Regions from separate parts of the Homo sapiens genome. Here region 1 is linked to region 2. The links are chromatin loops, found by intact Hi-C in ENCODE. Cell type or tissue: endothelial cell of umbilical vein. All regions are shown on one strand. Each heading gives the region's core, and the rest is flanking DNA. Links, peaks and the distances in the headings are about the cores only.

Region 1 (5,643 bases), core at 1-5,000, 120 kb after region 2:
CTTTGTTCCTTTTTTCCCTCTCCTTGTTTATTATTTCAGTTTGTTGGTTTTCTGTAGTGATAAGATTCGATTCTTTTTTCTTTCTTCTTTGTGTATCTGATCTATCAGTGAGTTTTATACTTTCCCATGTTTTCATGATTGTGATTATCATCTTTTCACTTACGGTAACCACCCCGGCGAATACTTTACTTTTTGTAGAGGCAGGGTCTTGCTGTGTTTCCCAGGCTGGTCTCGAACTCCTGGGCTCAAGCGATTCTCTCACCTCGCTCGGCCTCTCCAAGTCCTAGGATTAAAGGCATGAGCCAGTGTACCTGGATTAGTTTTCTTTTTTAATACAACATTGTATTGGAAAATATTTTTCCAAGTTATTACACAGCAGTTATAATCTTCCTAATTCTGTAGGAACATAATAATTAGGAATTTTTAAAGAACTTTCTTCTTAGCCATTTAATCTTTTTTTCCTGTTTAATGCGTTTGAATTATTTGGTATGGAAAAGTAATGAAATTTTCTTGATTGTTAAGACAGAAAGGATTTGGTTGTAAGAAGATTTATGTATATAAATTATTATTATTTTTTTCTCCAGTAGCATTTATGAATGATAACTGACCATAGTTAGAAATCCAGATTTTTGTATTTGATAAATTTAAATACGAGATGATAGCATTTAGATATTTTCATAATGTTAGGCATTCTTATAATGTTTAGCTTAGAATTTGCCAGTCATTTGGAAATACCTAAGTCAGTTGTTCTCAACTGGAGGTGAGTTTACCCCCAGAGATATTTAGTTATGTGTGGAGATGTTTTTGACTGCCACAGCTGGTGAGGGTTGAGGAGATGGACAGAGGATGCTGCTGTCATTTAGTGGGTAGAGGCCAGGTAAGTATCTAAACATCCAAGTGCATGCAACAATCTCATGATAAAGAATTATCCTGGCCCTAATGGCAGTAGTGTCACTGTTGAGAAACTTGAATCTAGATTTTCTCAAACGTTAGGCAAAATTATTAAGATTGGTTAATATTATTAATATTTATTCATCTAGCCAGTATTTGTTCAATACCATCTATGGTACTCTACTAGATGGTGGTAGAAAAACATATGAAAGTAAAAAATAATGAAAATTGTAGTGTTTAGAAATAGAGAAACAAGATTTAAAACTGATCATTTCTGTTAAGATATGAGAGAAGGTGGAAGGATCATTTGAGCCTCAGAGGTCAAGGCTGCAGTGAGCCATTATCACACCACTGCACTCCAGCCTGGACAACAAAGTGAAAACCTGTCTCCATTAAAAAATAAAAATATCTCTTCCAGGGACGTTGTCTACAGGCACTCAGAATGATCCAGCATGTGACAATACCATCATAGACTTCCCTACAATACAGTCTCTAACAAAACTAGGCTGTCATGAGCCCTTGGTAATAGAATTGTCGACCTTTATACCAAGAAGGTTGGGAAAGCACCGAAATCTGCATGTGGCGTGTGCCCAGGGAGACTTAGAGGGGTCCATGCTGTGAGGCCTACAGTTCCTGTGAGAAGATGCCATTTTAGGTGATACCTGAACCATGAAATGTATTCAGCTGTTCATGGATGAAGAGGAAGAGCATAAACCTTCCCAATAGATATTGCAGAGCTCCAAGGCCTTAAGGTGGGAGCCTCCTGATGATTGGTGGCTCAGAACCGTGCTGTCCAGTAGAGCATTTCCTTTTGAGCACTTGAAACGTGGTTAATGCAATTAAGGACCTGAATTTTAAATTTTATTTAATTTTCATTAATTTAAATGTGAATAGCTGCAAGGGCGTTTGAAAATGCCCTTCTAGAGGCTGACAAAATCTAGGTCATGTAATTTTGTAAGATTTTGATAAAGTATTTGGGTTTTATCTGATGTATAGAAGGAGCTGTTGAAGAGTTTCTACTAAGGGAATGACATAATATTTAAATCATGAAAATACTCATATTTATTAGCAGATGAATTGGAGTTTATAGGTTACATGGGGAGCAGAATGTTAAGAGCAGCTAAGTGGCTCTGGAATCTGACCAAATGAATTCAGATCCTGGCGCTTCCACTAGCAGCTGTGTGTGTCATTGGGTAAGTTTCTTGCACCTCAGTTTCCTTCCTCATGAGTAAAATGGAGATAATAATAGTGCTGATCTCCAAAGGTTCTTAAGAAGGTTAAATGAGACAAATCCATTTAAACCTCCTAGAGCTTGATACACAGTCATCACTCAGATATGTACCAGCAGCTGCTGCCACCATCAGTAAGTATTCTATTCTTACAACTACAATGAAGAAACTATTCATACCGTTTATTTGATATGAAATCTGAACAAGCTTAGTGTGGTGTTAGATAAAACGCTTATGACTTTCATTTCAATAGTGTTGCTTTTTTATTTTTAAAAAATATTAAAGGCTAGGCGTGGTGGCTCACGCCTGTAATCCCAGCACTTTGGGATACTGAGGCGGGCGGGTCACGAGGTCAGGAGATCGAGACCATCCTGGCTAACACAGTGAAACCCCGTCTCTACTAAAATACAAACAATTAGCCGGGCGTGGTGGCAGGTACCTGTAGTCCCAGCTGCTCAGGAGGCTGAGGCAGGAGAATGGCGTGAACCTGGGAGGCAGCACTTGCAGTGAGCCGAGATAGCACCACTGCACTCCAGCCTTGGCGACAGAGTGAGACTCCATCTCAAAATAAATAAATAAATAAATAAAATAAAAAAATTAAATGTCTTTTTCTGTATAGACATGGGATCTCCCTATGTTGCCCACACTGGCGTCAAACTCCTGGGCTCAAGGAATCCTTGTACCTTGGCCTCCCAAAGTGTTGGGATTACCGGCATGAGCCACTGCACCCAGCCAGTGGTGTTGCTTTTCAAACTTTAGTATTTATCATCAATACTTATTATATATTTGTCATCTTGGAATGTCCAACTTTATTACCTTAGAAAAGTAAACTCCTTTAATAAACTACTAGATGTACATGATACAAAACTTAGGAAGTTAAGGGATAAAAGACTTGTAGTATAATTATCCATGTGTTAAATATATTTTCTCTTTTGACTTAACCGTTGCCATATTATTAGACCCATTGTTCATTTTTAATAATCCCATAGGAAGTTGTTTGTAGAAATAATATAATTTTAATAGTGTTGCCTAGGTGTAGTTGTAGATTATTGTCACTTTATGTTTAAAAGCTACTTCTCTCTCTCTGTCTTTAACTTATTTGGGAAAATAGCATTTGGGAAGTAGCTGTTTAAGTGCTTTTCTTCTTCTTTTTTTTTCCTCTCTCTCTTTTTTTTTTTTTGAGACGGAGCCTCGCTCTGTCACCTAGGCTGGAGTGCAGTGGCGCAATCTTGACTCACTGCAATCTCCGCCTCCTGGGTTCAAGCGATTCTCCTGCCTCAGCCTCCTGAGTAGCTGGGATTACAGGCTCGCACCACCATGCCTGGCTAATTTTTGTATTTTGGTCAAGCTGGTCTTCAATGCCTGACCTCGTGATCCACCTTCCTTGGCTTCCCAAAGTGCTGGGATCACAGGCGTGAGCCACCGTGCCCGGCCGTGTAAGTGCTTTTCAAATGCCAGTTTTTGCAGATGGTAGTAGTGGATACAGTTTTTATTTATGGAACCTTCTGTGGAGTGTCAGGACTGCACTGGAGGATTACATGGAGTGGATGTGTTTCTCTTTGGTTTTTTGGAGACAGGTTCTCACCCTGTTGTCCAGGCTGGAGCATGGTAGCATGATCATAGTTCACTGTAATTAACTTTGAACTCCTGGGCTCAAGCAATCTTCCTGCCTCAGCCTCCCAAGTAGCTGGGACTACAGGTGCATGTCGTCATGCCCGGCTAATTTTGTTTTGTTTCATTTTCTGTAGTGACAGGATCTCACTATGTTGCCCAGGCTGGTCTAGAACTCCTGGCCTCAGATGATCCTCCTGCCTTAGCCTTTCAAGGTTTTGAGATTACAGGCACGAGCCATGCCACCTGGCTAACATGTTTCTTATATTAGATCAATCATTTATTTTGGCTACTAAAGCTAATGTGAATTTTCAATTTATTCTTTATATCTGATATGAATTGCATTAGCTAATGTTGAAAATCAGTCATTTGCACTGAAGAACCTATTGTATGCAGGGTATGAGGGGGTGGTAGCGGTTGTACCTACTCTCAAGAAATGGAATGAAATATAATAAAATGAACTTACTAGACAACAATATCAATTAGTCCACTTTCAAGTTCTTTGGAAGTTTCTTTTTACACTTACAAAAAGATTCAGTCTATTATTACTAGTTAAGAATTATTATTGTGCTGTCAAGAATGTTTATGGAATGTCAGTTTACCTTTGATATTCTAAAACTGCCCTCTCTTCAGTTTTTGGGTGGTTCCAATTTATATTAATTGACATATCTGAAACTTAGCAAAAAGAAGGTAGTTTGTTTTTTATTTTATGTTTGCACATACATGTTTGGCTCTTAAAATGTTAGTAGGTTATATAGTTCTTTTCATTAAGGAGTTTTAAAAAATTAATAGTTAAGAAGAATGTAGTTATATCTACACCATGAAGTACTACTTAAACATTTAGAACAAGAATGAAGTAGGTATGTTTATTGACTTGGAAAGATCTCTAATGTTTTGATAAGTGGAGAGGAAAACATGTCATTGAATATTTATTATTGTGTTGTTGCTATTATTTTTACACATTTGTAAGTGTATAGAAAGGTTTGTAATAATGTGCTTCAGAGTATTAATCATTTTGCCATAGGGAGTGGAGTGGGATTTGAAGGGTAAAGAGGGCACTACTTTTTCTTTTTTTTAACAAAAATCATGTTTATACATTATTGTAGCAATTAGAGAAAGTAAGCATCAAACTTTTTTTTTCCACAGTCTTAGTTGCCACTGCCTGATATGCAAATTGGTAATAATTCTATCCTGATTCAATCACTAGATGCAAATGGTTTTCCACAGTGGCCTTAAAATTTTCCTAGATTATTGAAAAATAATATTGTATTAGCAGTAATAAGTTGTGGCTTGCCGTTTTCCTTTGTGGTCTTAAATTTATTTTTCCAAAATTTTAATATAGGACAGTTAGCTGAGTTCAAGTCTTGCATTACTTTGAAAGATCATCTTTGACTGAATTCTATAATGATTTATAAGATAACCATGATTGAGTATATTTCATTTCTCTATTCTTCCTGTGCTCACCTTTTACGTAAAACAACAAAAAAAATCTCATTCTTACCCATGATTAGCTCATCCTCTTTTCTTTCGACAAACCTCACAGTCAGTGTCATCAAATATTTGTGAAATCCAGATGCTGCTGCTGCTTTCCTACCCCCTCCTCTCCCCCGGTAAAAATTCCTACGAGTTAGACTCAGTCTTTTTTCTGTTTGGCCTTTCTTTCTAAATAGAGAACAGCCTTTCCTGTTGTGACAGCCTAAAATGTGTTTGAAGTTACTTTTCTGTGTTTTCCTAAGTACAAAATAACTGAAAGATCCTCTGGCCTCTTGGAGCTTGCTTTTCCAGGGGACTAAACATTGGAGATGTTGCAGAGCTTTTAAGAATATTGAGATAAACTTAATTTAGAAAACATATATTGAATGAGAGCTATATGCAAGGTTTTGTGCCTGGTAATGTGAGAAAGCAGTGGTGG
Region 2 (5,000 bases), core at 1-5,000:
GAGTGAGAACCTATCTCAAAAATTAAAAAAAAAAAAAGTGTATCTCAGCCAGGCATGGTGCCTCACACCTGTAATCCCAGCACTTTGGGAGGCCAAGGCAGGTGGACCACGAGGTCAGGAGTTCAAGACCAGCCTGGCCAAGATGGTGAAACCCCGTCTCTACTAAAAATACAAAAATTAGCCAGGCGTGGTAGTGGGGGACTGTAATCCCAGCTACTCGGGAGGCTGAGGCAGGAGAATTGCTTGAACTTGGGAGGCAGAGGTTGCAGTGAGCCAAGATCGTGCCACCGCACTTCAGCCTGGGGGACTGAGTGAGGCTCCATCTCAAAAAAAAAAAAAAAAAAAAAGAAAAAGAAAAAAAAAGTGTATCTCTAGGGAAGTACCTTTAAACTGAGACTTGAAGAACAAGTAGGAATTTTCTAGGTGTGCCAGGCAAAGGGAACAGCATTTGTAACGCCGAATTAGGAAGAGGCTTGGACATATGCAAGCAACTGGAAGAAGGCCCAGTGCAGCTGAAGATGATGGAGAGAGGGGGGATGGAGAGAGAGAGAGGCAGGGGCCATTCGCTGCATCCTACGGGTCATAAGAGGACGACTGGACTTTATCCTGAGAGCAATGGGAAGCTACTGGGGAGTATAGGCAGGGAGCGAGTCACATGATTAGTTTGGGTCTTTGAAAAGCTGTTCAGCAGGCTGCACAGAGAATGGATCGGAGGAGAGCCAGAGTGGAAATGGGGAGAACAGTCAGGAAGCAGAGAAAAAAGGGGAGCATGGCACATCCAGGGCAGCAGGGAGACTGAACCTCAACCCTTTTTTATTTTACTTTTGTATTTTTATTTATTTATTTATTTATTTATTTAGATGGAGTTTCGCTCTTGTAGCCCAGGCTGGAGTGCAATGGCGCCATCTCAGCTCACTGCAACGTCCGCCTCCTGGATTCAAGCGATTCTCCTGCCTCAGCCTCCTGAGTAGCTGGGATTACAGGTGTCCACCACCATGCCCAGCTAATTTTTATGTGTATATATATATATTTTTTTTTCTTTTAAATTAGAGTCGGGGTTTCACCATGTTGGTCAGACTGGTCTCGAACTCCTGACCTCAGGTGATCCACCTGCCTCAGCCTCCGAGTTAGAATTACAGGCATGAGTCACCATACCCAGCCAACTCTTTTATTTATTTATTTATTTATTTTTATTTTTTTCAAGACAGAATCTTACTCTGTCACCCAGGCTGGAGTGCAGTGGCATCTCAGCTCACTGCACCCTCCACCTCCAGGGTTCAAGCAATTCTCCTACCTCAGCCTCTCCAGTAGCTGGGATTACAGGCGCCTGCCACCATGCCCAGCTAACTTTTGTACTTTTAGTAGAGACGGGGTTTCACCATATTGGCCAGGCTGGTCTCAAAGTCTTGACCTCAGGTGATCTGCCCGCCTTGGCCTCCGAAGTGCTGGGATTACAGGAGTGAGCTACTACACCCAACCTATTTATGTATTATTTTTTTGAGACAAGGTCTCGCTCTGTCACCCAGGCTGGAGAACAGTGTTGCAATCACGGCTCACTACAGCCTCAACCTTCTGGGCTCAAGCAATCCTCCTGCCTCAGCCTCCTGAGTAGCTGGGACCGCCTGGCTAATTTTTTAGTTGTTATAGAGATGAGGGTCTCACCATGTTGACCAGTCTGGTTTTGAAGTCCTGGGTTTAGGCAATCCTCCCACCTTGGCCTCCCAACGTGCTGGAATTACAGTGTGAGCCACCATGCTTGGCTGCCTCAACCTCTTGTACCATTTCCATTTTTTTTCCCAGAGCACTAAGGCAAAAACTTTGTTCTACAGAGGAAGCGTGCTGGGAAGTTCAGGCAAGCTGTTTCTTGCTAGTTTCAAGATTTACCACCAGAGGGCAGAAAAACCCAAAGAGACGCTTGGAATAGGCCCCGGGTCCACCTCCTGGAGACCGAATCCTGGGATGCAGACAGCTGAAGGGCGTACCCTCTCCTTGCCCAGTGAGATGGCTGACTCGGGCTGACAGGAGCCAGTCTTTCTGTTTTTTAGATGTTGGTTAGAAGGCAGTGAGTAAGCTGAAGGAATTCTGGACTGGGTGCCTGAAAATGTGAGTTCTAGTTCTTGCCCCTCAGTTTCCTGACTTGGGCAAGTTACTTCACATTTCTCAGCTCCTGATATCTGCAAGAATGGAGCTGATAATCCCTGCCCCACGCCCTTGGCCCTAAGTTCAGAAGGAGACTGAGTAATGTGTTCAGAATCTGGTGTTTGAGTGACCTGGGTTTAAACCCCACCCCAACTATAAACTAGTTCTATAAACTTCATCAAGTGACTTCGTTTTTTCTTTTTTTTTTTCTTTTAAAGACCATCTCACTCTGTCACCCAGGCTGGAGTACAGTGGCGTGATCTCAGCTCACTGCAACCTCTGCCTCCTGGGGTCAAGCGATCCTCCCACCGTAGCCTCCCAAGTAGTTGGGACTACAGGCACATGCTACCAAGCCCAGCTAATTTTTGTATTTTTGGTAGAGACAGGGTTTCACCATTTTGCCCAGGCTGGTCTTGAATTCCTAGGCTCAAGTGATTCTCCTCTCCTCAGCCTCCCAAAGTGCTGGGATTACAGGTATGAGCCACCACGCCCAGCCTTCAGAGCTGCAGTTTCCCTTTTTGTTAAATGGGAATTCTAACACATCTTTTGCATATTTTTAAATTGTAAATGAGATAATGTCTATGAAGTACTTAGCACAGTTGCTGGCACGTAATAATTGTTCAATATATGTTTATTATTCACATAGAAATTTAAGAAATTTAACTCACTTATTAAGTGCTTACTTAATGGATTTCTGGGACTGGAGTTCTGCTGGCAATTTCTTTTGTAGCTTTTAACAAGATTCCTTCCCTTTTCTGAGCCCCAGTTTCTCCAACAGAAAAATAAGGGGTTACCATCAATCAATGAGTGGATAAAGAAATACACACACACCACACACACACACACACACACACACACACACACACACACACACACAATAGAATACTACTCAGCCATAAAAAAGGAAAGAATTAATGGCATTCACAGCAACCTGGATAGGATTGGAGACCATTATTCTAAGTGAAGTAACTCAGGAATGGAAAACCGAACATCGTATGTTCTCACTCATAAGTGGGAATTAGGCTACGAGGATGCAAAGGCATAAGAATGACACAATGGACTTTGGGGACTCAAGGGGAAAGGATGGGAAGGGAGTGAGGGATAAAAGACCACAAATTGGGTTCAGTGTATACTTCTTGGGCGATGGGTGTACCCAAATCTCACAAGTCACCACTAAAGAACTTACTCATATAACCAAATACCACCTGTTTCCTAAAAACGTATGGAAATAAAAAATTTCTAAAAAAAAGAAAGAAAGAAAAAGGGCTGGGCTTGGTGGCTAACACCTGTAATCCCAGCACTTTGGGAGGCCGAGGTGGGTGGATCACAAGGTCAAGATATAGAGACCATCCTGGCCAACATGGTGAAACCCCGTCTCTACTAAAAATACAAAAATTAGCTGGGCATGGTGGCGCGCGCTTGTAGTCCCAGCTACTCGGGAGGCTGAGGCAGGAGAATCACTTCAACCCGAGAGGCGGAGGTTGCAGGGAGCCGAGATTGTGCCATTGCACTCCAGCCTGATGACAGACCGAGACTCCGTTTAAAAAAAGAAAAAGAAAAAGAAAAAGAACAGGTTAGATTAGACTGGATACTCATAGGAGCCCCTCCAGCTCTGACATTCAGGCTGCTTCTCTTCCTCTCTTTCTCCCTCCCAGTCTTCTACTTACCCATCAATTACCCATTCCTTCAACAATTATAAACTGAGTATCTACTAGTCCAGGTACAGGAAACAAAACCGACCCACATCAAAACAGGTGTAATCAACGGAAGCCAGGCCTTTGGAAGTGTATTTGTTCAAAGCCTTTATCGTCTTTTCTCCAGCAATCAATCCTTGTAGGTTATTTCATGTTTGGAACAGGAAAAAATTGTGCCAAGAGTTTATTTCCATGCATCTCTGTGTGACCATGTACACACAGGAGCACACACACACATTTATATATAACATTTGCAGCAGTGTTGTCATGGGAACCATTTTTTGGTGTCTCTAGGCATGAGGGATGCCTGCGAGTGGAGGAGCTTTTATGGAACACCCCCTGCATGCACTTTTGTATGGCATGAAATCCCGCTGGGATAGTTGCCCCAAGAGCCTTGGTCGGCCCTTTTGATCATCGCTGCCTATTTTTCTCATTGATCTTGTCAAATGTGAGTGAATTTGACTGAGGGAGCTGAAGGTCAAACTTGGTGACTGGCAGAGCAAGATCCTCTGGGACATTTGCCAACAGAGTGGTCTGGATAAGTCAGCTTGGGCTTTTTGTCTTTTGAAACCCTTGATTTGGGGATGTTTAAAGGTTTGGGGAAGACTTGGATGGAAAGACAAAAGCAACCAGGGGTGTATTTTCAGAAACGACAGCTGCAGCAGCCGCTTTTGAACTTGGTGGGCAGTGCCAGAGTGGGGAGGGGGCAGAATGGCAGCAGGAGAGTGAGGAAGGGAGTCACTGTCCCCCAAGCATCTCCTCTGGACCTGGCCCCATCCCGAGTGCTTTGCATATGTTATCTCCTCTAATTCTCAAATCAGCTCTGTAAGATAGACGTTGTTGTTCTTAGCAGGAAACTGGAATATGGAGAGGAAAAGGAACTCAGCCAGGAAGCTGCAAAGCTCAGATTCCAACCCAGGTTGGGCTGGACTCCAGAGCCTGGGCTTTGCCCACTATTCAGTGTCACTGGACAACTTTCTGCAGCTTGGTTTTCCTTTACTTCTAGGCCAGAAATAGGGTGAGCGGTCAGGGAATGGCAGTCCAGAGATTCAAGTCCTGACAAACCCAAAGTCACTGTGGCAGATCCAGCCATGGGCGGCTATGAGGATGACCAAACTGAGTGTATGCGAGGTGTTACATTCACCTTGAATACAAGAGCTGGCTCAA

What was found. A loop is a pair of places that touch in the nucleus more often than their neighbours do. Peaks named below come from ENCODE experiments on the same cell type or tissue, not always from the same donor. Only the 100,000 strongest peaks of a DNase experiment are listed, where the experiment ranks them.
Region 1: it touches region 2 in a loop (2.6-fold over the local background); 11 of 110 quality-filtered maps call a loop at or near these places.

What each region holds. Positions count from the first base shown.
Region 1 is chr1:21,069,463-21,075,105 of GRCh38, reverse strand. All of the region lies in intron 3 of EIF4G3 (eukaryotic translation initiation factor 4 gamma 3), which reads left to right. Among named protein-coding and RNA genes, the nearest start is that of MIR1256, 84 kb to the right of the region's middle. In endothelial cell of umbilical vein, for the core only: no CTCF peak of the experiment used is centred there; a DNase peak (open chromatin) is centred at 2,115.
Region 2 is chr1:21,192,246-21,197,245 of GRCh38, reverse strand. No RefSeq gene overlaps it. Among named protein-coding and RNA genes, the nearest start is that of EIF4G3, 18 kb to the right of the region's middle. In endothelial cell of umbilical vein, for the core only: a CTCF peak has its summit at 1,888 (motif pointing right); DNase peaks (open chromatin) are centred at 1,915 and 4,745.